Regions from separate parts of the Homo sapiens genome. Here region 2 is linked to region 1. Evidence: read pairs that join two places in POLR2A ChIA-PET (ENCODE). Cell type or tissue: CD4-positive, alpha-beta T cell. All regions are shown on one strand. Links, peaks and the distances in the headings refer to the core of each region. The heading gives the core; the rest is flanking DNA.

The links. ChIA-PET counts read pairs that join two places held together with the same protein. Peaks named below come from ENCODE experiments on the same cell type or tissue, not always from the same donor. Only the 100,000 strongest peaks of a DNase experiment are listed, where the experiment ranks them.
Region 2: POLR2A ChIA-PET joins it to region 1 with 14 read pairs; 22 of 35 experiments call an interaction of 5 or more read pairs at or near these places.

What each region holds. Positions count from the first base shown.
Region 1 is chr5:96,870,198-96,882,336 of GRCh38, forward strand. ERAP2 (endoplasmic reticulum aminopeptidase 2) reads left to right here and starts at 6,303. Exons shown (of 19, transcript NM_022350.5): 1 at 6,303-6,330; 2 at 9,367-10,063. The coding sequence starts at 9,489. It also overlaps a transcript of ERAP1 not described here. RefSeq lists enhancers at 5,942-6,071, 6,092-6,241, 6,412-6,621, 6,992-7,201. In CD4-positive, alpha-beta T cell, for the core only: no CTCF peak of the experiment used is centred there; DNase peaks (open chromatin) are centred at 5,804 and 6,254; H3K4me3 peaks cover 2,617 bases; H3K27ac peaks cover 2,487 bases.
Region 2 is chr5:96,811,569-96,823,707 of GRCh38, forward strand. LOC124901033 (a long non-coding RNA gene) reads left to right here. Exons shown (of 3, transcript XR_007058879.1): 2 at 260-446; 3 at 2,509-5,290. It also overlaps a transcript of ERAP1 not described here. Among named protein-coding and RNA genes, the nearest start is that of ERAP1, 9.7 kb to the left of the region's middle. RefSeq lists an enhancer at 5,347-5,486. In CD4-positive, alpha-beta T cell, for the core only: no CTCF peak of the experiment used is centred there; DNase peaks (open chromatin) are centred at 5,023 and 5,573; H3K4me3 peaks cover 1,494 bases; H3K27ac peaks cover 1,536 bases.

The DNA.
Region 1 (12,139 bases), core at 1,300-9,299:
TGGGCACTCACAGCCAGACCTCAGTGTTCTCCTGTTGAACACAAACAATTTCATGGAATATGAACATCAGACACAACCACTCTTGTGACTCTGATGGATCAAGACAAACACAAGCCAACTCCATAATCATGTCTGAACACAGGCAAACATGAACGTTGTCCAAACCACAAAAATGACCAAACATCTTCAGGTCCTGGCTAATATGAATGACTGCTGTTTCTTCACCAATTTCAGCCTTAGCCTTTGTCTAATCTCTTAATAAGATACGAAATCATAGAATCACCCCCACTTTCTTAGAACATTTAAACCAAAACGAAGCCCTGCCCCATGAAACTCTCATGCAAATCACCTATAACATCCCATAATGACCCCTTTCTGACACTCTCTTTCTGAGATGCCCCAGGGCTCCCCAGGGTGTTTTCCCTTGATGTAGTGAGTTAATAAACCCAGTTGGTTCAAAAATCACCACCAAGCTTTTTGCCTAGTTGGGTGGTGGATTTTTCTTTTATTACTATGCTATTGAGTTTTGTGCTGGAACACAGATAAGTTACTTGAGAAGTTTCATCCTTTTGGATCCTGCTTTTAAGATTTGTTAGGCAGGACCAGAGCAGAGACTTATCTGCTCCCCACTACTGAGGTAAGACACTTTAGCACACTCTACCCATTGGCCCATTCATCTTGAGGTTCTCCAGTTTGATGGGTAGGCACAAGCACTACTTCTGTCTCTGTGCAAGCACCAGGCTTTGTTCCCACTAATCCTTTTCAGTGGTTCAGTTTCTGGCAACGTTTATTTTCTGCTCATGTGCATATTGATCATTGATCAGCAGAATACTCCAGGAAAATCCTCAGCAGGTTTCCAAAGCCTGCCCTCCCACACACCGTTCGTCTCTTTCTGCAGCTCTCTCCTCTTTGGTATTCATCCTATGAACTCTGGTTTCCTTGCTCTCCCAGAATCTCATCTGCATCTCCTCAACTCAAAGAATCTGCTGGGCTCTGCCTTAGTTCTGTCTCCCTGCAAAGCAGCCTGGAACCTCTCTCAAGGCAGAAAGCTGGGAAAATCACAGAGCTTGCCTATTTGTTTCCTTCTCTCCAGGGATTGCTGTCTTGGGTTGCCTGATATTCATTGTCTTGTAAACTGTCTTTTGTTCATCTTTTTTTGGTTGTTTTAAGCAGGAGAATAAATCAGAGTCCCTACTCTATCTTGGCCAGAAGCAAAAGTTTTTTTAGATCTTTTAGTTAAATTTTTAAGTAGGGGAGAAGCCAAAACATTACTGATTTGGTTTAATCAGTTGGTTTTAATCGGTTGGTTGAAAGCATGCAAATTTACTTTCAAAATATTTAACAAGCTCAGAATCACCCTGGTTTATTTTGCCATCATTTTTCCTGTTTGAGAATGTGTCATCAGTTATTTAAATAATCTGTAATTGGAAAGAAAATAACAGAGGCACCAGCATTTTTCATTTGGCTACTAAATAAAAATTTTTAATGCTGTAAAATAGCAGTTGTTCAATGTCAAGTTTGTCTAATATTCTGTTCCACTTTAACAACATCAGATTTTTATGGCGGCATTTTTCTGTTTTTGTTTTCAGTAAGTGCTTTGTGGAAGGCATTGCAAAAGATAACCATTTTTGAAAAACCATCTTCCTGTCAGTTACTGATTTAAAATTCTGAGAATACATGTTTTCATTTTCTGTTACAACTGAATGAGTTTAAAAGAAGCTATAGATTGCATTTACTAGGTGAATTTCCCCTCCCTACCCCCATTTCTCATATTTTGCATAAGGCTCTGAGTCTTTATACTAACATAAACTTTCACTGATTTTCTTTAAATTAAAAATTTTAAGCCCATAATATAGACTCTGTCTCTATTTTGTCTGAAAAAGAACATAGGCATAACAATAATTCTTAGAAGTATTTTTAATAGATTTATAGAGATCCTTTTGAAAAATAAAATGGAAGTCAGAGAAAAGGAAGCTACTTTTTAAACTATAAGTTGGCTTCAGAGTTACAAGCATCTAGCACTGTCAGGGAGCCATTCGTCATTTTATTCATTCTGTATCTCCCCACTGCAGAGGTTGCAGTGAGCCGAGATCACATCACTGTACTGCAGCCTGGGTGACCGAATGAGACCCTGTCTCAAAAAAAAAAAAAAAAAGGAAGAAAGGCCAAGGCAGGTGGATCACTTGAGCTCAGGAGTTCGAAATCAACCTGGGAAACATGGTGAAAACCCATATCTACAAAAAATTAAAAAATTAGCCAAGTGTGGTAGTGCACACCTGTAGCCCCAGCTACTTGGATGGCTGAAACAAGAGAATCGCTTGAGCCCAGGAGGTTGAGGCTCCAATAAGCTGTAATTGTGCCACTGCATTACAGCCTGGGCAACAGAGCAAGACTCTGTCCCAAAAAACAAAAAATAAGAATAAAAGTAACTGATGCAGGTAAAGAAATTTAAAGTTTACAAAACATTTATGAATTGTCTTTCATATATTTTCCCTAATTGATTCTCGGATTGACAATAATCCTCTGTAGCAAAGTATCATTGTGTCTAATTTGGAGATGAGGAAGTGAATTATTTTAAGAAGATGTTTCAATTCTCTTGATCCTAGGTTCAGTTTATAATTTTTTAAAAAATGAAGTCATTAAGATTTAAATCTGTTGAGAACACCCTAAGAGGATAGAAACATATGTAATATATTTAATAGAAATTCTCGGCTGGGTGCGGTGGCTCATGCCTGTAATCCCAGCACTTTGGGAGGCCAAGGTGGGTGGATCACCTGAGGTTAGGAGTTTGAGACAGGCTGACCAACATGGTGAAACCCCGTCTCTACTAAAAATACAAAAATTAGCCAGGCATGGTGGTGGGCGCCTGTAATCCTAGCTACCTGGGAGGCTGAGGCACAAGAATCACTTGAACCCAGGAGGCGGAGGTTGCAGTGAGCAGAGATTGTGCCACCGCACTCCAGCCTGGGTGACAGAGTGAGACTTTGTCAAAAAAAAAAAATCATGAAAATTCGTGAAATCTTTAAAATATTTTGACAATAAAGTCTCATCTCTTTGGAAAATTCACTGTTAACTCATTCATTCTCACCTGTTTGTTGAGGGCCTATGATGTGCGCAACACTGATAGGTGCTAGAAAGAGGTGGAATCCTGGTGCGTGGTCCATTGCCTGAAGTTGATAATCTGAGGAAGAAAACGAAACACAAACTTGTTAGCCTCAGATGAGTGCCAGTAGACCTACTAAACAAATGCCTGTAGTTTGGGACTGGAAAGGAAGCATGTGTTACTTCCAAAGTGGCTTCTTGGGGCTGGCATTTACCTTGTGGTAGGTGGTTTACACAGGGGACACTCTGAGTGTTCCATAGACACTCTAGGTCAATGGAGAGGAAGGTGCAGAAAAGCTGAGGAAACACTTGGCTCATCCAGAAGTGGAAAGCACCCTGATGTGCTTGAAGCATGAAGCAAGTGTTGGGCAATCTAAGGAAAAACAAAAAACAAAAACAAAAACTAAAACACTGAAAATGCATTCACCCACTCAACTAACATTTGTTGAGGGTCTCTTATATGGCAGGCTCTGCTCTATACTGGGCACTCAGCAGTTAGAGGGCAGAGTTGCTACTGCAAAAAGCTTATGTTCTAGTGAGGAGACAAGAAAACAAACAAACAACTACATAATGAAGTATAAGGAACTGACCAAAGCTAAGAAGAAACAAAAAGCAGGCTGACAGGATAGGCCTTGGTGATGGTGGATTTAGGGAGGAGTGGTACTGCCTTAGAGCCAACAAGGAGGGTCTCTCTGAGTAAGAGACAATTCAGAGACCAGGATGAAATGGAAAACTGAGACATGAATTCCCTAAGCAATAAACTTCCCAAAGCTTATCCCAAAGAAAAGAGAAGAGAAAAGAAAAAAAAAAGAAGGAAGGAAAGAAAGAAAGAGAGAGAGAAAGAAAGAAAGAAAGAAAGAAAGAAAGAAAGAAAGAAAGAAAGAGAGAGAGAAAGAAGAAAGAAAAGAAAAGTTAGGAGCCCATTTTGCTGAGAAACTCTTTTAAATAAGCTACAAGTACTTGAATCTGGCTCAATTTTCACTTCTAGGATTCTGCAGCTCAATTCCATAGCCTGTTTCTTCATTCTCCATCACCACTTCTGTTCCAGTGGGCAGGAGAGAGCTCTGAAAACACACATGCACTCGCCCACATACCCACAGCTAGGCTGGATCTTGTGACAAGGAATATCACAGAAATACTCCCAGCCTCCTATACCTCTTCTACCTGCCCCCACGCCCTGCAGAGTTAGAGTCCGTAGATAAGCCCTTGGGGCCTCCTCTTCTTTGTCGTCTTTGTCCCCTTCTTTTTCCCACTCACTGGCTTCCAGCCATCCCCCTTCCTGTGGTGCCCCTCTCACTACATGAAATGCAGCTCTGAGGGACCCCATTCAGTCTTATGTTTCGGGCCTTAGGTGTAGGCTACTGCCTTCCTTTCTGCCCCTTCTACTTTATCGACTTGTTCTTTCAGGTTGAAATAATAAAATGTAGAAAGGTGGAAAAATTAAAGCTTGAGACTTAACTAGGATCTAATCATGGCAACATGTGCTATTGGGCCAAACATAGGTTGCAAACACAAACCACAGCAGGACAAGGCACATGATACAAGTCTATGAAGAGTGTCTGCAACATGATAAGAGCTAAGCTTGTTATATTTCACTTGACAATAGAAATTGTATGGATGTATTGCCATTTAATAGACTGTGATTCAAACAAAACAACTATAGGCTGGCATATAGGCTGCCAGTAGGCCACTATGGTTCCCACACTAGGACTTGCCCCTCTGTAAATGGGGAAATCAAGGAAAGATCTTGAGCAGTGGGGGAGGCATGGTCGAGCAGTAGTTGAAAGGATTAATCTGGTGGCATCGTACAAGTAACTGCAAGAAGCTGAGCTTGAGAAGCTGGGAAGACATGATTGAAGGCCATTGTGAGGAAGGATGAGGACCTGGACTACTTTAATAAGCGGTGGGATTTTTTCTTAGTTGGATAGAAAGAGATTGAAAATGATTCAAAAAGGCCAGTTGCGGTGTCTCATGCCTGTAATCCCAATCCTTTGGGAGGCTGAGGCAGAAGGATCACTTGAGCCTAGGAGTTTGAGACCAGCCTGAGCAACATGGGAAGACCTCATCTATAAAAAAAAAATAATAAATTAGCTGGGTGTAGTGGTGGATGCCTGTAGCCCCAGCTACTTGGGAGGCTGAGGTGGGAGGATCATTTGAGCTCAGGAAGTCAAGGCTGCAGTGAGCTGGGATGGCACCACTGCACTCCAACCTGGGTGACAGAGTGAGACCCTATCTCAAAAAAAAAAAAAAGAAAAGAAAAGGAAAAATCAACAGGCTTTGGTAACAAATTGGAGAGGGACAGAATCAAAGTAACTAACTATATGGTTCAATCCTAGATAATGGAAGAAGGCTGGAAGCATATAAAGCAAAGGGTGTTTATCTGGGGAAAGAAAACACTATTTGAGTTGTCAGGGTTCTGGTTCAGGTTAGGGTTAGACATCCATGTACTGTTGGTCCATCAGGCTGTTGGAATTACAGCAGCAGAACCCTTGAAGGAGGGATCACAATGGGAGCAATGTGGGATGAATGGGGATAAATGCTAAATCTGGGTACTGGAAAGGATAAAGAGAGGGCAGAGCAAAGGCCAGAGGTTTCATCTTTGTGGAAGGTCTGTATTCAGAGCAGAGAGGAAGTTGAAGCCCAACTCAAACAGGCAGATAAAGAGAGATCAAAGAGATGAGCATGAGATACAGTCCCCTCGTGCCCAAGGAGACAGGGTGGTTACAGACATGGAAAATCTGAGAATAATCACCTCTGATAAAGATCACAGAAGCTGCCCGGGAGGTGTTTGGTAAGCTTGGAGTTACGTTTGTGGGGTGGATGGGCAGAAGTCAGATTTCATAGCACTGAGGATGCAGCACAAGGAGAAGTTCAAGATCAATTCCTAAGACAACAACTTGGCACTAAAAAACATAAACTATGTTCTGAAGGCTTTACCCTGGGGACAAGGGAAGGGAGGTGATAACAGCAGAAGTGGCAGCCACTGGCGATCCTTTCTTTCCATGGTTTGGCTTCTACTCCAAAGCCACTTATTTGTGCATTCTACAAAAAGTTTCTTGTCCTTTTTGAAATAAAGCTCTTATCCTAAGCTCCATTCACACCTGCGTGATAATGAACCAGCTAGTACTTACTGTACTCAGGAAGCATGCAAAGTTCTGAATCTTAGAACAGAAAGTGAAAGCAAAAGTAAATTCCCCTTCAGTCAAATCTGCAGCAGCATGATTTAAGGTAACGTATCAACATTTCTCTTGGGTTTGTCTTAAAATTAGATTTTTTCAATAAGAATAATGAACTGAAGGTATAGAACTGCTGTGTTGAGAAGGTTTTGTAATCTAAGGCAAGGTTCTGGGGGACTGGGGTGAATTGGGCGCGGCTGTATTAGAAAGTGTATGCAGTTGAGGCTGGGACTTGATCTAAGACGCTGCTGCACTGACTCTCTTTCAGAGATCTTTTTGTCTTTTCTAAGCGTTTGTGACAATTCTTGCCTCTTCAATCCCAGGATGTTTTGTTCACTGCATTGCTATTTAAGGTACAGTGCAGTATAATAGAAAGCCCACCAGACCAAAGGGCAAAGAGCTATGTTTTAGTCCTGATTCTGTTTCAGACTTCCTGTGTGGATTTTGAGAAGTCACCATCCTGTTCCTTCATCTGTTTATTTAATTTAATTTATGTATTTATTTATTTATTTATTTTGAGAGAGAGCCTCGCTCTGTCGCCCAGGCTGGAGTGCAGCAGCACGATCTCGGCTCACTGCAACTTCCACCTCCCTGGTTCAAGCGATTCTCGTGCCTCAGCCTCCCGAGTAGCTAGGACTACGGGCATGTGCCACCATGCCCGGCTAATTTTTGTATTTTTAGTAGAGGTAGGGTTTCACCATGTTGGTGAGGCTGGTCTCGAATTCCTGACCTCAGGTGATCTGCCCACCTTGGCCTCCCAAAATGCTGGCATTACAGACCTGAGTCACTGTGCCCGGTCCTGTTTCTTTATCTGAACACTAAGGACTTGTACTAGCTGGCCTTTACAACCCTTACTAGTTCTAAAGTTAAAGACTGTGTGAGTAAAGCTTTTCTCTCTACTCTTATCAATCAAGTACATCTCTAGGAGTGTCTGCTACAAGTGGGGGCGAGCTACTCCTTCATTTTGGCCATTGAATGCAAGTTATAACCTCAATAATAATTTCATATCCAACACTAATTACTTACTTCCTATATGCTCCATGCTGTGCTGTGCCAACTTCTTCACATGAATTATTTCATTTAATCATCCCAGCATGAGGAAGGTATAATTATTACACTGTTTTATGGTTGAGATAAATGAAGCTCAAAAAGTAAAAAACTTTGCCCATGATCACGTAGGTGAGGTTGGTGGAATTAGCGTTGGAATCTGGGCACTCTGATTCCAAAGCCTCAGACCCACATAATAAGCCACTCCATTTTTTTTAAACCCTCCAAAATTCAAGCTAATAGACCAATTATGAGTGTACTTATCAGACGTTCTTGGAACACTGAGATTTGTAGCAGTAATTTAATGCTTGTTTTTAAAAAGAGGGAGAAGTATCTTTAATATTATTTTATTTTTGTTCCTTTAACAATACCTGTCACCTGCATTAATATTGCAAATTGAAAAATTGAAGTAATTGTTTGGATAATTAATGCTGCAGAACTTGTTAAGGATTATAAAAAGAAGAAGTAGCAGAGAAAACCTTCATGGTTTGAGTTGGAGCAGTAAGGAAGTAAGTAGAGGCAGGTGGTAGGGTGGCAGTAAGAATTGATTCCCCCAAATTAACTATGCTGTTTGTCCTAATTTTATATGTGTTGTAGCTTTACCCTTCAAAAAGAAAGAAACTTAGTTCTATTTACAAAGGTAGTAAATTCAGTTTGATTTAATTGTGCTTTCAAAAGTAGTGTAAAGGGAAAAGAACCGAACCTTAAAAAAATTCTGTAAGAATATTATAAACTCAAAATTTATTTCCATGGCTTTTGACATATTGAAAATAAACTGGGGATAAATACCTACCTTGACCAGCAACCTTTACACCAGTAGCCATAAAATGAGGCCATTCAGATAATGTTATTGAAAGAGGTGAAGTTCAATGCCATTCGTAGTAATAATAATATCTGGTATCCAAAGAATATAGAATATATATATAGAATATTCTTTGTGACTTATGAAGACAAAATAGAGACATCTTGCACAGTTTACTTTCAGGCATACACTTAAAATTACATGTGTGCCTGTGGTTCCAGCTAATTGGGAGGCTGAGACATCAGGATTGCTTGACCCCAGGAATTTGAGGCCAGCCTGGGCAACATGGTGACACATTGTCTTTCAAAAAAAATAAAATATGGCCAGGCGCAGTGACCCACGCCTGTGATCTCAGCACTTTGGGAGGCTGAGGCAAGTGGATCACCTGAGGTCAGGAGTTCGAGACTAGCCAGGCCAACATGGTGAAACCCCGTCTCTACTAAAAATACAAAAATTAGCTGGGTGTGGTGGCACATACCTGTAATCCCAGCTACTCGGGAGGCTGAGGGAGAAGAATCACTTGAACCCCAGAGGCAGAGGTTGCAGTGAGCCAAGATAGTGCCACTGCATTCCAACCTGGACAACAGCGAGATTCCGTCTCAAAAACATAAATAAATGAATAAAAATAAAGTAGGCTGGTCACAGTGGCTCACGCTTGTAATCCCAACAGTTTGGGAGGATTGCTTGAGTTTAGGAGTTTGAGACCAGCCTGGGTAACAGGGAGACCCCCATCTCTACAAAAAAGGTAGCCGAGTGTGGCGGTGTGTGTCTGTAGTCCCAGCTACTCTGGAGGCTGAGGTGGGAGGATCACTTGAGCCCAGGAAGTTGAGGCTGCAGTGAGCTGTGATCATGATTGCACACTCTACTCCTGCCTGGGCAACAGAGCAAGACCCTGTCTAAAACATAAATAAATAAACAAAAATTTAAAATATAACCAAATGTTAAAAACATTCAACATGCAATGAATTTACACACCTGCCTTCTGCTCGCTGCACAAGAATTCAGAAGAAATTCATTACATTCAATTTTAAGGTAGGGTTTTTTGGGGGAGTCCTAAAGGGTTTTTATTTGTAATAACCAGATAACAGCTTAATTTCTGCTCTATTTTGTGGATACTTGGCCTAATTCTGACAGAGAGCAGATTTTCCCTTACTCACACATACCTTTTTACATGTTTAAGATTTTATTTGTAAATTGAAATCTTTTTTGTCATGCTATAAGTGTGTTTTTTTCTTCTAGATTAAATTCATGTATTGAAAATATTGTTCAGACCCCATGTGACATAACTGGAGCCAGTGCAGTGCCATGAAGAACTACGAGATTAGCCTGGATATTAACTTGTCTTCTAGAGAATAGATTTCATGTTCCATTCTTCTGCAATGGTTAATTCACACAGAAAACCAATGTTTAACATTCACAGAGGATTTTACTGCTTAACAGCCATCTTGCCCCAAATATGCATTTGTTCTCAGTTCTCAGTGCCATCTAGTTATCACTTCACTGAGGATCCTGGGGCTTTCCCAGTAGCCACTAATGGGGAACGATTTCCTTGGCAGGAGCTAAGGCTCCCCAGTGTGGTCATTCCTCTCCATTATGACCTCTTTGTCCACCCCAATCTCACCTCTCTGGACTTTGTTGCATCTGAGAAGATCGAAGTCTTGGTCAGCAATGCTACCCAGTTTATCATCTTGCACAGCAAAGATCTTGAAATCACGAATGCCACCCTTCAGTCAGAGGAAGATTCAAGATACATGAAACCAGGAAAAGAACTGAAAGTTTTGAGTTACCCTGCTCATGAACAAATTGCACTGCTGGTTCCAGAGAAACTTACGCCTCACCTGAAATACTATGTGGCTATGGACTTCCAAGCCAAGTTAGGTGATGGCTTTGAAGGGTTTTATAAAAGCACATACAGAACTCTTGGTGGTGAAACAAGGTAAGAACTTGCTCAGGTAATTTACATTCTTTTGTGATAATTTCCTTACGAGTTACATCTCTTTGCCAGGAGCAGACTTCAGCAGCCATTTATGAGAAATCCAGTGAACTATGGGGAACCCAGAAGAAGGAAAAGATCTACCATTCCTTAAGGAAACCACAGTAGAGATGTAAAGACAGGACTCAGAGGCATAAACAGCTAGAGGGTGAATAACTAGGAGGAGAGGCCAGTATATGACTGATATGATAGATATGCTTATGTGCTAGGGAAAGAGATGGTCAGTGCAGAGAGGGCTGAAATAGGGAATGCTTCTCAAAGGAAGTGAGTCTTCATCTGGGACCAGAAGGAAATGTAAGTGAGACTGGGATTGGGAGAGAGGAAGTGACAAAGTATACATTGCCTAGGTAACAGCCATGACTCATATCGAATAGTCAGAAACAAGGAACTAGTTTGGAAAATTGAGAAATATAGTCAATTTGATCAAGTCACATTCATTGAGCACATACTATGTGCCAGGCACTGCACTAGGCACTGAATGTATAATGGTGGGATCTGATGGAAGAGACAACCAGGACAAGAAAATCAATAAAATTGGCAAGGTAATTGGCCAGTGTTATGAATGAAATAAAACAAGGTGCAAGAAAGGTAGAAAATGAGGCTGGAGATTGAAACTAATTCAGTTGACTGGGCAGGGAAGTGTTTGTTGAGGAAGTGAATTTAAATTGAGAGCTGAGTTTTTTTTTAAAGAGACAGTTATGAGAACATCTCGGGGCAAGTGCTCTAAAGTGGGATTGGTTGAGGAAGGCCAGTGTAAGCTGAGGAGAGCGAACAAGAGGGAGAAAGGGATCAGATCATGTGGAGCCTTGGGGCGTCTTGTAAGGAGTTTTGACTTTAACTCAGATGAAATGGGAAATCACTGGAGGATTCTGCTCTGATTTATGCTTTATAAAGATCAAGTCTATGTTGAGGGTATGTTATAGAGAAGCAGAGTAATCAATTGGGAGGTCATTGCAGTAGTTCAGGTAAGAAGTGATGCTAATTTGGGCCAGGCTAGTGGCAGTGCTTATGGAGTGAAACAATTGAACTTGGCAGTTATTTTGGAGGGCAAAACAACAGAGATTGCTGACATATTGGTCATGTGAGGTGAGGGAAATAGAAGAATCAAGGATGCTTCATAGAGTGGACGGCTTGGTTTCCCAGGGCCAGGATCCATCTGGGAGGTAAGAGGAGTCTGGCTCAGTGCACTCTCACGTTATGTGAATTGTGTTCAATTGCCAGTTGGAGAAATCTAAATTCCATGGCTTAACCACACAGGGGCATATTTTTCTCATGCAACAAGAAGTCCAGAAGTAGGGCAGCTCAGATTGCTATAGTGCTGTTCAGAGTCATCCAGGACCCAGGCTCCTTCTGTCTTTCTGCTCAGCCATCCTATGGCTTTCTTCCTAATACTTGCAAGATGATTGCTGCACCTCTAGGCATCAAGTCCACATTCTAGGCAGGAAGAAGGGGGACACGGGGGAGAGATAAGGGCAAAAAGAAACATTCCACTTGAATCTAACACTCTTTACAAAGATTTCCCACCCAATGACTTCAGCTAGACCAGAATGAGTCATAGCCTCACCAAGTCACAAGGTAGCCTGTAAGAAGTAACTCTCTTATCTGGACTTGTTGCCTTCCTGAATAAAATCAGGATTCCACTGGAACCAAGGAAGGGAAATGGGTATCAGGAAGTGACTAGCTGTGTCTACTACATCCTGCTCTTCCCTTCCCCACTTGGGTGCTCACTGCACAGCCTGCAGCCATCCACCTAGGACAACTCTTCCCCAGGCTCCTCTCTTTCCACATTCCCTTGGTGACACTTCCCCTCATTGCAGCCACAATCCTCAGGGGCTTGTTTTCAGGCTCAGCACAGTATTGGATAGGAAAAGTGTCAACTTCTTCTCACTAAGGCACCACATAAACAATGATGGCTTTTTTCATTTTTTTCAAATGCCGAAGGCCCCATCCAAAGGACATATATCTTAGGGATACTATTCTGGGAGCTGTGGGAGATGAGAGGGGGAGATATTTGGAGTA
Region 2 (12,139 bases), core at 1,483-9,482, 58 kb before region 1:
CTGTCCTTAGACCTTCCATTCAAGAGGACCAATGCTTTCCTTTTTGATTTAGCCAGTTGGAGTCAGTCTTCAGAGAGAGTCCTGTATTACCATACAACAGAGCACTATGGGAGCGAGCAATGTATGCCAGATTCTGTAGGAACAACTCAAGCAAGTTGAGTGACCACAGCTGCCCTTGAACTTCTAGAATTGTGGATCCTGAAGAACATTCTAGGTGCCACGAGGACTGATCACATGTTTCCCATTTTCCCTCCCTCAGGCATTTATTTCACAAGATACTGCTGTCTAAGGTAACCTGAGCATGTTTCCAGTTCTTGCAGCCTTACAGAACCCAGGGAATCCACCTGTCTCCAACCTTCCTCAGTAGGTGACAGGCCCATCTAACTGCTCTCTAGCCAGTCTTCTGTATTCCTGTTGCTTTTACCTTTGCTCGTGTCAACAAGGAGGTAAGTCACCATGACATATTTCTTAAATTTGTATTTCTTTCATCACTAATGAGACTGAATATATGCACTGAACATATGTTAATTAGCCGTTTTTGCTTTGTGTTTTCTCTTTTGAGAATTATATGTTTATGTTTCTTGTCCATTTATCTACTGGAGAATCACAATTCAGTTATATAAAAATTATCTATGACACACAAGAGAAAGCAATGAAATTTCTTTAAAATGCAAAGTGTCATAGTCAGTAAAGCTCTACTATTTCAAAGAAAACCCACAAATGTGTCTGGATAAATCATGTCAATTTCTTAAAAACCCAGATCTATACCCGTTATGGTGAGTTGTTTGAAATATCAGAATTTACTAGATATTGTCAATATGAACAGATTAAAGCAAACCTTTGTTTAGGAGGCTTTATTTTATTTATGGCTCCCTCTGCCACAGCTATTTCACAAAGAAAGAATGAATTATCCAGCCAGGAGTGAACATGATCTTTGCATATGCCTAAAGGAATGATAAAAATATTGGGATGAAAAATATGTAGATTTGTTTATTGTTATTTTTTGAGGGACCATGGTGTTATGCTACTAACTGTCTTGCCTTAGCTATAATGAATATCTGTTGCAATAACTAAACATGGGAAAAATAACTTTTCAAAACCTTAGTTTCTAGAAGGTTAATGGATTTTATTATATTGAAATTAAATGAGCTATGATACAAAGGAGAAAAGGAAAGAAACGAATAACTTTCTCAATGAAGTTCTGTAAAGTATATACAATTGGGGCCTGAAAAGAGAAACTCATTTATGCTCATCCATACATGGCAGTGTGAAATTGACAGAGTTTGGCTTAAGTGAAGTCTGTGGTTCTAGGAATGCTTGCAATTTATTGGAAAATTAGATTGTGATTATGGAAGAAATGACTCAAGTGGTCTTCAGGCCACCACAGCCTTTCTTTTTTTTCTTTCCCAACCCTTCCTAAGAGACAGTTCTCCTTATCTCATTTAAACTTATGGGTTTGAACTAAGTGGTGGGAAGTGGAAGAAAGAGACATTATCTTACCCCTATAAACCTACAACACTCCCTTGGCTACCCTGGTGCTTAGGAATGCTGACTTTATCTGTCCTTAAGAAGCTGTCTGGACCATAGGAGGAATGCTTGGTTTTATTTACAAAGCTGTCTAAAGGATGAACAAATGAAGTGTTTAGAGGCCCTTTGAGACAAAGAAATACTAGCTATCAAATTGAAGAGAAGGGCAACAGGTTAGGCATAAACATTTTAAAATGCAAGATAATCTCTAAGCCTTTGAAAAATTTTAAGAGTAGTCTAATAGGCAGGTTTAGGGAAATAATTAAAATGACCTCTAGGCCAGGCGCGGTGGCTCACGCCTGCAATCCCAGCACTTTGGGAGGCCAAGGCAGGAAGATCATGAGGGCAGGAGATCGAGACCGTCCTGGCCAACATGGTGAAACCCTAGCTCTACTAAAATACAAAAATTTAGCCTGGCGTGGTGGTACGTGCCTGTAGTCCCAGTTACTTGGGAGGCTGAGGCAGGGGAATCCCTTGAACCCAGGAGGCGGAGGTTGCAGTGAACCAAGATTGTGCCACTGCACTCCAGCCTGGCGACACAGCAAGACTCATCTCAAAAAAAAAAAAAAAAAAAAAAAAAAAGCCTGGACTGCCTGCATAAGGCATCTTCATACACGAGGAAGATAAACACCTTACCTTACTTGTTTAACAAACTGTAGTTAGCATTCTGTTATATCTAGCTAAAAGAAATTCTAAAAGATAGCCTTACAGATCAAGCCATAAAGAGCTAAATCATTTCAAATATGTGTTCTCGTGTTATAATGTTTTTTTAGTGAATCCAACTGTTATGGTATTTGTTTAGGAAGTTTTCCTTGTCACTTTTTACTATCTTGTCTAAGAAAATGGCCCATTTCCTTCCTTTGGAGGAAAAGTGTCTCTTATTGTTAATTTTATTAGTTATCTATTATTGTGTATCAATAATACGAACATATCAACTTAAAACAACACATTTATTAACTCACAGTTTCTGTGGGTTGGTAGTTTCTGTGGGCTGCAATCAAGATGATGACTGGAGCTGCAGTCTCACCTGAGGCCCAGCAGAAGGGAAGGATCTGCTTCCAAGCTCACATCATTGTTCCAGCATTCCGTTCCTCATTGACTATCGGATTGAGAACCTCAGTGTTTTGCTGACTGTTTTCTGGAGGCTGCTCTCAGATATGACTAGTTCCTTGCCATATCCTATGGGTTAGAAGCAAGTCACAGGTTTCTCTCACACTAAAAGAAAGGAAATTATGCAAGAGAATGAATACCAGGAGGCAAGGATCATGGGGGCAACTTAGATTACGTCTGCCACACTAATGTTACTGCACATTGAAGATATTTCTACTATTATAATCTTAGGATTGGCATAGTCTGTGTTTTTGAGGCAGGGAAGGAGACATATATCAAAAAAATAACTGGTGAGTGGATAATTGGGAAGAAATTACAGAAGTGACTAGATTCTAGAGACTAGAAAGATTTGGTTCTTCATTGAGCTGAAAATAGGAATATCTCCCAAATAAGAGATATTCATGAGAAATCAATGATAGCTTTTTTCCTGATGGAAAAATGAATTAGCTTATGCTCATCAGAAGTGATGCCAAATTCAGGAGAAAGAAGGCAGCTGACATCCTGACCAACAAAGAGACCAAGCCCCGATAACTGGATTTGAACATCGGTGAAGAAGATGATTAAAGGTAGAAAGAGCCTTTACAGTCTAGAGAAAATAGTATAGGCCCAATGGAAGCTCAAAGTTGAAGAGACTTTTAACAGAAAGACAAAGGAAAAGGTGTCCTTGGGACTAGGGGTCCGAGCAAGACCTGAATTATAAACTGAGCAGCCACAGAGAAGCACTACAGATGTAGCTGAGTTATCTAGGCCTAACACCAAATATTCTAGAAAGACCCAAAGTACTAACCAGCTCTGGCAGCAAGACCAGCCCATGTCTACCTCTGCAGAACTTTGAGAATCTTTGGCTGATTTTTATTACCTAACTCCCTGTCCATAAGAGAAGGGAAAGAGACCAAGACTGAGTGGTTGGATCAGCCAAAGATGTCAAAATTAAACTTCAGTTAAATTAGCAAGAATTCTGGGCTTTTCTGTTTCTGTAGCATTGTGTTAGATTTGTTTTTTCCCTTGGTTTTCCAGTCCTGGTGGTAGATTGCTAAACTTTTATAAAATCTGTGTGAGTTTAGCATTCTGACTGTTCCCATTCTAAAAGATGAAAATAGAAAACTCAAAGTTTATGTCACTAATTTGATCTTTGTAAATGCACTGCTAAATAAAACACCCAAACTATTAAGGTGTTGTTGTTGTTGTTGTTGTTTGTTTTGTTTTTTATTTTTTTTTTTTTTGAGATGGGATTTTGCTCTTGTTGCCCGGGCTGGAGTGCAATGGTGTGATCTCGGCTCACAGCAACCTCTGCCTCCCATGTTCAAGCGATTCTCCTGCCTCAGCCTCCTGAGTAGCTGGGATTACAGGCATGCGCCACCACATCCGGCTAATTTTTGTACTTTTAGTAGAGATGGGGTTTCTTCGTGTTGGTCAGGCTGGTCTTGAACTCCTGACCTCAAATTATCCACCCACCTCGGCCTCCCAAAGTGCTGGGATTACAGACACACTCAGCCATTAAGGTGTTTTTAATTCTTTTTTTTCTTTACTGTTTTTGTAAGCAGTAATTTATTAACAGATGCAATAAGTAAATTGAAGCAAAAAAATACATCACAATGCTTAAGAAACTTGCTTAACAGAAAAAAGATTCCTGAGCCACACTCTGAAAAATTCTGATACTGTAAATCTTGAGAGATAAATAGACACATATATGTATGTGTGGATAGACGGATGGATGGATAGATAAATGGAAAGATAGAGATCGAGATATAGCCTAAACTTCATGGCAAGTATAAGCTACTTTTGGGAATTTAGGGGAATAAAAAATTATTTTATCACTGTTGTACTAGGAACAAAGCAGATTTTCCACACGTTAGCCAGAAAATGTAGGAGAATCAGTGAACCTCAAAGGGCCAGCACTAAAAACTGGGCAGCATCAGTATCAGTTTTGGATCCTAGAAAAACTATTGGAGATGATGCAAACAGAAGAGGGAAGAAAGGTAGACAGAGTCTGGACTCAGCTGCAGTTTGTTGATGACTATCTGAATCGTTCCCTTGCATTCTTTCTTAACGAATTATACATGTGAAAATTGCACACTTGAAAATTAAAATATGGGTATGTACTGGAGGGAAAGCACTGAGAGAGGAGTTAGGGGCTGGATAGGCAGATAGAGATGGAGGGTCTAGGGAGAAGGGACAGAAAGGAACAATGTTCACAGGAACAACTGCAGGACAGCACCTACCCCGCCTCTGCAGCTAACAGGAAGAAATGTGGTTAAGAACTTGCCCTTATGCCAGGATGTTGCTCAGCAGGGACGGTCTCAACTTAGGCACAGGTGCAACAAATCAACCTAAATGTCCTTAATTTGACCCAGCTCACTATAATGCCATTAACATAACATTAGCGTTGTGGTTTTAGGCACCTCCCACCATGGGTTTCACTTAGGCATTCAACCAGTTGGAGTCACTTTGGTCAACCTTAGGCATGCGTAGATATAGTACCCCAGGAGGGAATTTTATCCCTCCCATGTGGGCAAAACCCACAGAAGACTTCCTGGCTTCTGCCACATAAAAGACACAGAACACAGACACCTTACTGGCAACCTGCTTTCAGGACCCCTCTCTTCGCTGAGAGCTTTCCTTTTGCTTAATAAATTTTACTCTGCCCTACTCACCCTCCATGTCTGTGTGCCTATTTTGTAGTTGTGAGATAAGACCCCGGACCTCACCAAACTCCAGGGGCAAAAGCAGACTGCTACAGCACCAGAGTGGCCATTCTGCTCGTGAGTTTTGGACTATACATTCTCAGTTGGCAAAACAGAGGAACTGTATAGTAAGGAATTAATAAGTGTTCATTGTTTAGAGAGTACAAACTCTAAGCAGAAAGGAGGATTACATCAACTAGGACACTTTTGAAAGAGAAAGTAAATGGTAACCTAAAGACTTGGGGTTGGAGGGACGGGCAACCAGCATAAATCAAGTCTCCCCATGGGCAAAGCCAGGGAACACAGAAAGCCATTCCTGCTAGGCAGTCCCAGGGCACAGAGCAGGATAGAGAAGGGTGAGGAGTGGACCTATAGGGGCCAATGGAAGACCTCCAGCCTCAGCTTGTTGAACCACAGCAGGTGTTTCCTATGGGTCTAACTAACCAAGCATCAGTTAGCAACTGTGATCATCTAATTCACCTGCTCATCAAAGCAATAAATAATGCCAACCTCATTTCATGTTTTGTATCCATGCAATTATAAATAAGAAAAAGAAAAATAACACAATCAAAAAGATCAATGACATTTTAAAAACTAATTTCTATGTTGTGTCAGGGTTCAATGGCAGAGCACAGAATCACTAAGCTATTTAATCAGAAAAGGATTTATTGCAGGCTATTACATGACTTACATAATCATTGGGAAGGCTTAAAAAATACACTAGACTGAGCTTCCAGAAACAAATCGCAAAACCACAATGTAGAACTTGGCCACCAGTGAAACTGCTTCTCTTGCCATGATCCAGGAGCCATCTGCTAAATTGGGCAGCCTCTGCCACAATTGCTGGCTCCAGAACCATACCATGTGTGCCACAATCTTTCCCCACAAAATGAATAGCTCAAGAGCTGCCTGTCTCCCTACCGAACTCAATTCCAAATTCAAGTCTCCCACCAGTGCTACTGTTTGGCAGAGCCTAAAGCACATCTAGAATCTAGGAGCAAGGAGTCTGGAAAATAAAGTGTTTGCTTTCCCGACTCTGCAGTGGTGTGAGAAATTCTGAAAAGCGTTTGGAAGAGATGCTGAGTGAGCCAGTCCCAATATCTGCAATAAATATTAAACTGTACTGAGGTTGAACAAATAAAAAAGAAATAAAGCAATCATGAGGAAGCCTCAAGTAATATTGATTGTAATTAAGAACAAAAAATAATAATTGAGGTACCAATCGTAGATTTAGATTATGAAAGACACGGGGCACTTGGGAGTGAGATGAATATTTAACATTGTGACAGAAGCATATTGCCAAAAATCAAGTTATCATTTGGTATATTTGGAATGTCTCCAGGGGCTTTAAAACCCTTTTGCCTGCTCAACACACCTCCCTTTCCTCCTGTAAATGAATAATCACACTGCTCAGGCTCAGTCTGAGATGAACACAACACCTCCACTCTCTGGCCACCGCGATGAGGCCAAGGGCAAAGCCAGTCCAAGCAGACTCCCAGCCCAGGATTGTTCTGGCTGAAGCTAACAGGGAAGCCTCTTTTTTTTTTTTTTTCCTTTATGTTCCCAGCACTATATAAATATGGCCCTAGAGTTAATGGCTAAGTTCCCGCTATGGGTGATGGCTGAGAGAATAACCCCAAAGAAGAAAGAAAAGGAGGCTAAGCTTGAGAGGCTTTTTTTGTTGTGCAGGTTTTCTGAGTTCATCCTTAATTAAGGCCTGGGACTACCTCTTTCCTCCAGCTTTCTTCAACGCCCGAGGCATTCAGAATCCATGCCATAAATCCTCCCTCTTGGATAAAGATAGTTTTATTGCGGTGAGAATCAGTAGCGTTTAATTTTAAGAGTTGTAATAAACAAACCACAGTCTCAATCTTATAACCTGCTATTCCACTATTCACTTAAAGGAAGGTAGTGTCTTTTGTGTTCCATGAGAAAAGTGACATTTCTTTGCTTTCCCATACATTGAGGTCAACCTAAATTCCAATGAAGCCAAACCTGAACTGCATTTATTTATTTATTTATTTATTTATTTATTTATTTATTTATTTATTTTTGAGACGGCGTCTCGCTCTGTCACCAAGGCTGGAGTGCAATGGCATGATCTCAGCTCACTGCAACCTCCGCCTTCCAGGTTCAAGCGATTCTCCTGCCTCAGCCTCCCGAGTAGCTGGGACTACAGGCACCCACCACCACGCCCGGTTAATTTTTATATTTTTAATAGAGACGGGGTTTCAACACGTTGGCCAGGATGGTCTCAATCTCTTGACCTCGTGATCTGCCCGCCTCGGCCTCCCAATGTGCTGGGATTCCAGGCGTGAGCCACCACACCCGGCTTGAACTGCATTTTCTAACCAACTGACTTTATTTCAGTGATTTTGTAACATCACTCAATTTCAGGTAAGTACTCTCTAAGAACAGCTTCATTTGTCAGAAGCCTCATGGACAGCTGCTACCACCATATCATCATGTTTTCATCCTACAGACAATCATCAGCGGTGTAGACTGGTGAGTTCCAGCTATTTCACTAACAATGGGGAAGAACCAAAGAAAAATTGCTGTGAGAGGAGGAAGGCAGGAGAGCCTGTGGCTCCAGAGGGGTGTGTGTGTTTGTGTATGTGTGTTTGTGTGTGTGTGAGAGAGAGAGAGAAAATAAAATGTTTTCTACCAACAAAACTCAGGTGTGTTTCCTTTACTTGCCTTGAAGCTTCTTCAAAACTTGTTATACCGTAAGTTTGAAAAACCAAACACTTTTCCTAGGATTGTTTTTTTACGTACTAAGGACCAGATCAGATCAGCAATTAGAAGTATGACATACAAAATAATCACCCTCAAGGAAGGTTTAAATTAGGGATGAATTTCCAGTATTGACATGGATCTTTCCAAGCACCCTGCATATTCAGCACAGTATTCTAGTATTTTGTGAGTGAAGTCATTATTTCTTAGGACATCATCAAAAGATTGAGCGTGTAATAGACTTCAAGCACCTATGGATTTAATATTTACAATTTTGACTATTTGGGTGTGACCTGAAGGTCTAGCACTTGGGTAGTTTATAATTTTGCCGAGACGTAGGTTAGAGTTACATGAACAGATGCAAGAGAAGGAGTCACTTCACCCATATGTGGGCCAATGACTCAGAATCCACATCCCAACCCAATTCTGTTGTTCTCCATTTGCCATCACAGGCATATTCACTTTCTCAAGTGATAAAATCTCAACGGAAACAGCAAAAAAAGCTTTAAAATTTCATGAACATTCTTGAAAGGATCTCTCAAAGTTCTAAAAATCATTTTACTGCATTTTATGGGAGAAAATATATACTCAAGTATATATTTAATCTGGCAACTAACTAATCAGCATTTGCTTATTTGCCATTTAGCAAACAACATAGCTTAAAAAAAGACAAATGAAAGAAAATCTCATTTTCAGAATTAGTAGCAAGAATATGCAGGGTGCTTGGAACGTCAATACTGGAAATTCATCCCTAATTTAAACCTTCCTTGAGGGTGATTATTTTGTATGTCATACTTCTAATTGCTGATCTGATCTGGTCCTTAATATGTGAAAAAACAATATACTTCAGATTTGAATGTTGATAAACAGTCTTGTAAAAGTTTGCTGAAATCTAAACGTTACTAGTTTTCCTTAAACTGTTGAGGATCATATAACATCTACAACCATGTAATTTTTCAGTGAGTCCTATAAAATTGCTACTAATTCTGAAAATGAGATTTTCTTTCATTTGTCTTTTTTTAAGCTATGTTGTTTGCTAAATGGCAAATAAGCAAATGCTGATTAGTTAGTTGCCAGATTAAATATTTTTTTCTCAATCATGTTGGGTTTTGTGCCATGTTTGATATTGTCTGTAACCTCTTCTTTCTTGCATTTTCTCAGCTCCCTCAGATTCAGAGATACCACTCTCATAGTAATAACTTCTAATTTGTTTGTTTACTTACTTTGATTTCTCTTTTGAGCTCTAAATCTGTATAAACACTTACTCTGGAGACTTCTCTTGAATATTTGTATCAGGGTTCTCCAGAGAAATAAAACTTACAGGAGAAAGAAGAAGAGGAAGAAGAGGAAGAGAGAGGAAGAGAGAAGAAGAGAGATTGATTCTAAGGATTTTGCTGATACAATTGTGGGGACTGACAAGTCCAAAATTTGCAGTGCAGGCTGGCAAGCTGGAGAAACCAAGGAAGAGTCAATGTTTTCATCTTGAGTTCAAAGGCAGTCTGGAGTCAGAACTCCCTCTTCCTCAGGGTACCTCAATCTTTTCTCTTAAGACCTTCAGCGGATTGGATGAGGCCCAGCTACATTATGGAGGATAATCAGATCTACACAAAGTCTCCTGATTTAAGTATTACTCATACTAAAAAATAGCAGCAGCATATAGACTAACATTTGACCAAACATGTGGGTGCCATAGCTTAGCCAAGATGACATATAAAATTAACCATCTCAATGTTCTATAAACACTTTTAAATTCAACAGACTCCAAAAGAAACTGCCACATTCCTCACATTCCTCACAAACTCAATCTCCTTTTGGGTTCCCTTTTTGGTTTCCTTCCTGTGGGCACACGTAGGGGAAGGGCAGGCCTGGGCATTCAGGCTGATGGGACCCAGGGGGAAGCACAGGATAAAGGCAAGAGCAGGGGCAGAGTATCCTTTATCTATGACCAGGTACTGTGGTCATGTCCTAGACCTAGAAGGAGCACCAACATCAAAGCAAGGAAACCTAAGAGCTCAGTGAAAGCTAATGAAATATGTAGTCAAAGAAAGAGACATCGAGATAGCAGGAAATCTGAGGCTGGTAAAAGCCTGACTGGGCCAGAGGGAACACAGCTCAATAGGAAGAGCTAGTTTATATTGAGCATTTCCTGTGTCCCAAGCAGGATATCCTCAATATAAACTAGCTTAAATTATAGGAAATCTTCATTTATGTCTGCTCTGTCAGGTGAATAATTTGTGAGATACACAGCTAGAAAGCTATAGAGACTTGTTGGTGGAAAGGCTGGGGTTAATTCCAGAAACAAATTCTGCCTTTCAAATCTTTGCTGGTGTGGGTATACTCATGTGTCGTATTTATTTAAAAGCAATCATGGAGGAATAAACTATCCCAAGTGTGATTATTGTCTTGCTTTCTACCTGAGCACCCAAGCTAGATGTCATTAACACATCAGCGTTATCTCCCGCCATTCCTCTCTTCACTGCTCTATTTCAGCAGGTCCTATTGATTTTGCTGCCAAAGGGTATCTTGAGCCTTTCCCTTCCTTTTCATTTATCTTGCTTCTAATCAGGCTTCAAATAATTTCACCTATGCTATTACAGCACCTCCTAACTAATATTTTAAATTTGTAACCTCTTTCTCTTCTTGAATTTGTTTTTTGTATTGTCGTCTGTCTAAACTACCTTCCCAGGCTAGCAGGAAGCCCAGAAATCTAAATCAGGAAGCCAGAGTTTGGCAAGAGATTTAAGAAGAAGGGCAACTTCTGCCATGGGGAAGAATTTTCAAAGCAGAATCAAAAACATTGCTCAGGAACAAAGGTGGTCCCAGAAACCTAGAAAAAAATCCAGATAAAGTATAATTCCAAATGTTATCAAACGGAGATGCAAGAATTGTGTCTTAGGTAGTGTGATGGTTAATTTTATGTGTCAACTTGACTGGACTAAGGGATGCCGAGGTAGCCTGTAAAATATTTCTTGGCCAGGCATGGTGGCTCATGCCTGTAATTTCAGCACTTTGGGAGGCTGAGGCAGGAGGATCACTTGAGGCTAGGAGTTTGAGATCAGCCTTGGTAACATAGCAAGACCCCCATTTGTATTAGTTCCTTTTCACATTGCTGATAAAGACATACCCGAGACTGGGCAATTTACTGGGCAGGCATTACTTTTCCATGTGACAAACTGCCACAAATTCAATAGCTTAACACATGTTTATTATCTCACAGTTTCTGAGGGCCTTGAGTCCAGGCACAGTTTATATGGGTCGTCTCCTTAGGGTCACATGAGGCTGAATCAAGGTGTCATCCAGGGATACAGTCTCACCTGAGGCATGACTGGAGAGGGATCCACTTTCAGTCTCACTCAGGTTGTTGGCAGAATTCAGTTACACAAGGTTGTAGGACAGAGCACTTCAGTTTCTTGCTGGCTGTTGACTGGAGGCCGCCCTCATCTCCTAGAGGCCACCTGCAGTTCTTTACCATGTGGGATCCCCCAGCGTGGCTGCCTGCTTCCTCAAGGAAGCAAGGGAGACAGAGACTCCATTAGGGTGAGCCTTACAATCTTATGAAATACAGTCATATAATCATACACATCCTGTCACCTTTGTCATATTCCATTTGGAGGAAATAAGTGGCAGATGCCACCTGCAGTCAAGAGGAGGGGATCACATGAAGACAACACCAGGAGGCATGGGTGATGGAAACACATTGGTAGCCTGTCTATCACAGGTACCAAAAATATTTGATGGCATTTCCCATCTTTCTACTTTTCACCATTTCCACCGCCATCCTCCTCATTCGAGTCCACAGTATTTCTTGCATAGATACTACAGTAGCCTCCAAATTCACCTCATTTTTGCACTTGCCTCCTTAGAATCCATTCCACACAGCAGGCAAAGTTGTTTTCTTAAAATGGGCAAAAATCTTCATCCTTCACTCAAGTGTGCAAGAAATACACATTTTCTTATTTTATTTAAATCAACAAATTCTATCCCAAGCTCCTACCCTACTAGGCTGGTGAGAAATTCCAAGACCCCCAATGGTTGCCTAAAACTGCAGATAGTACTGAACCCTAAGTACACTATGCATGAATTTC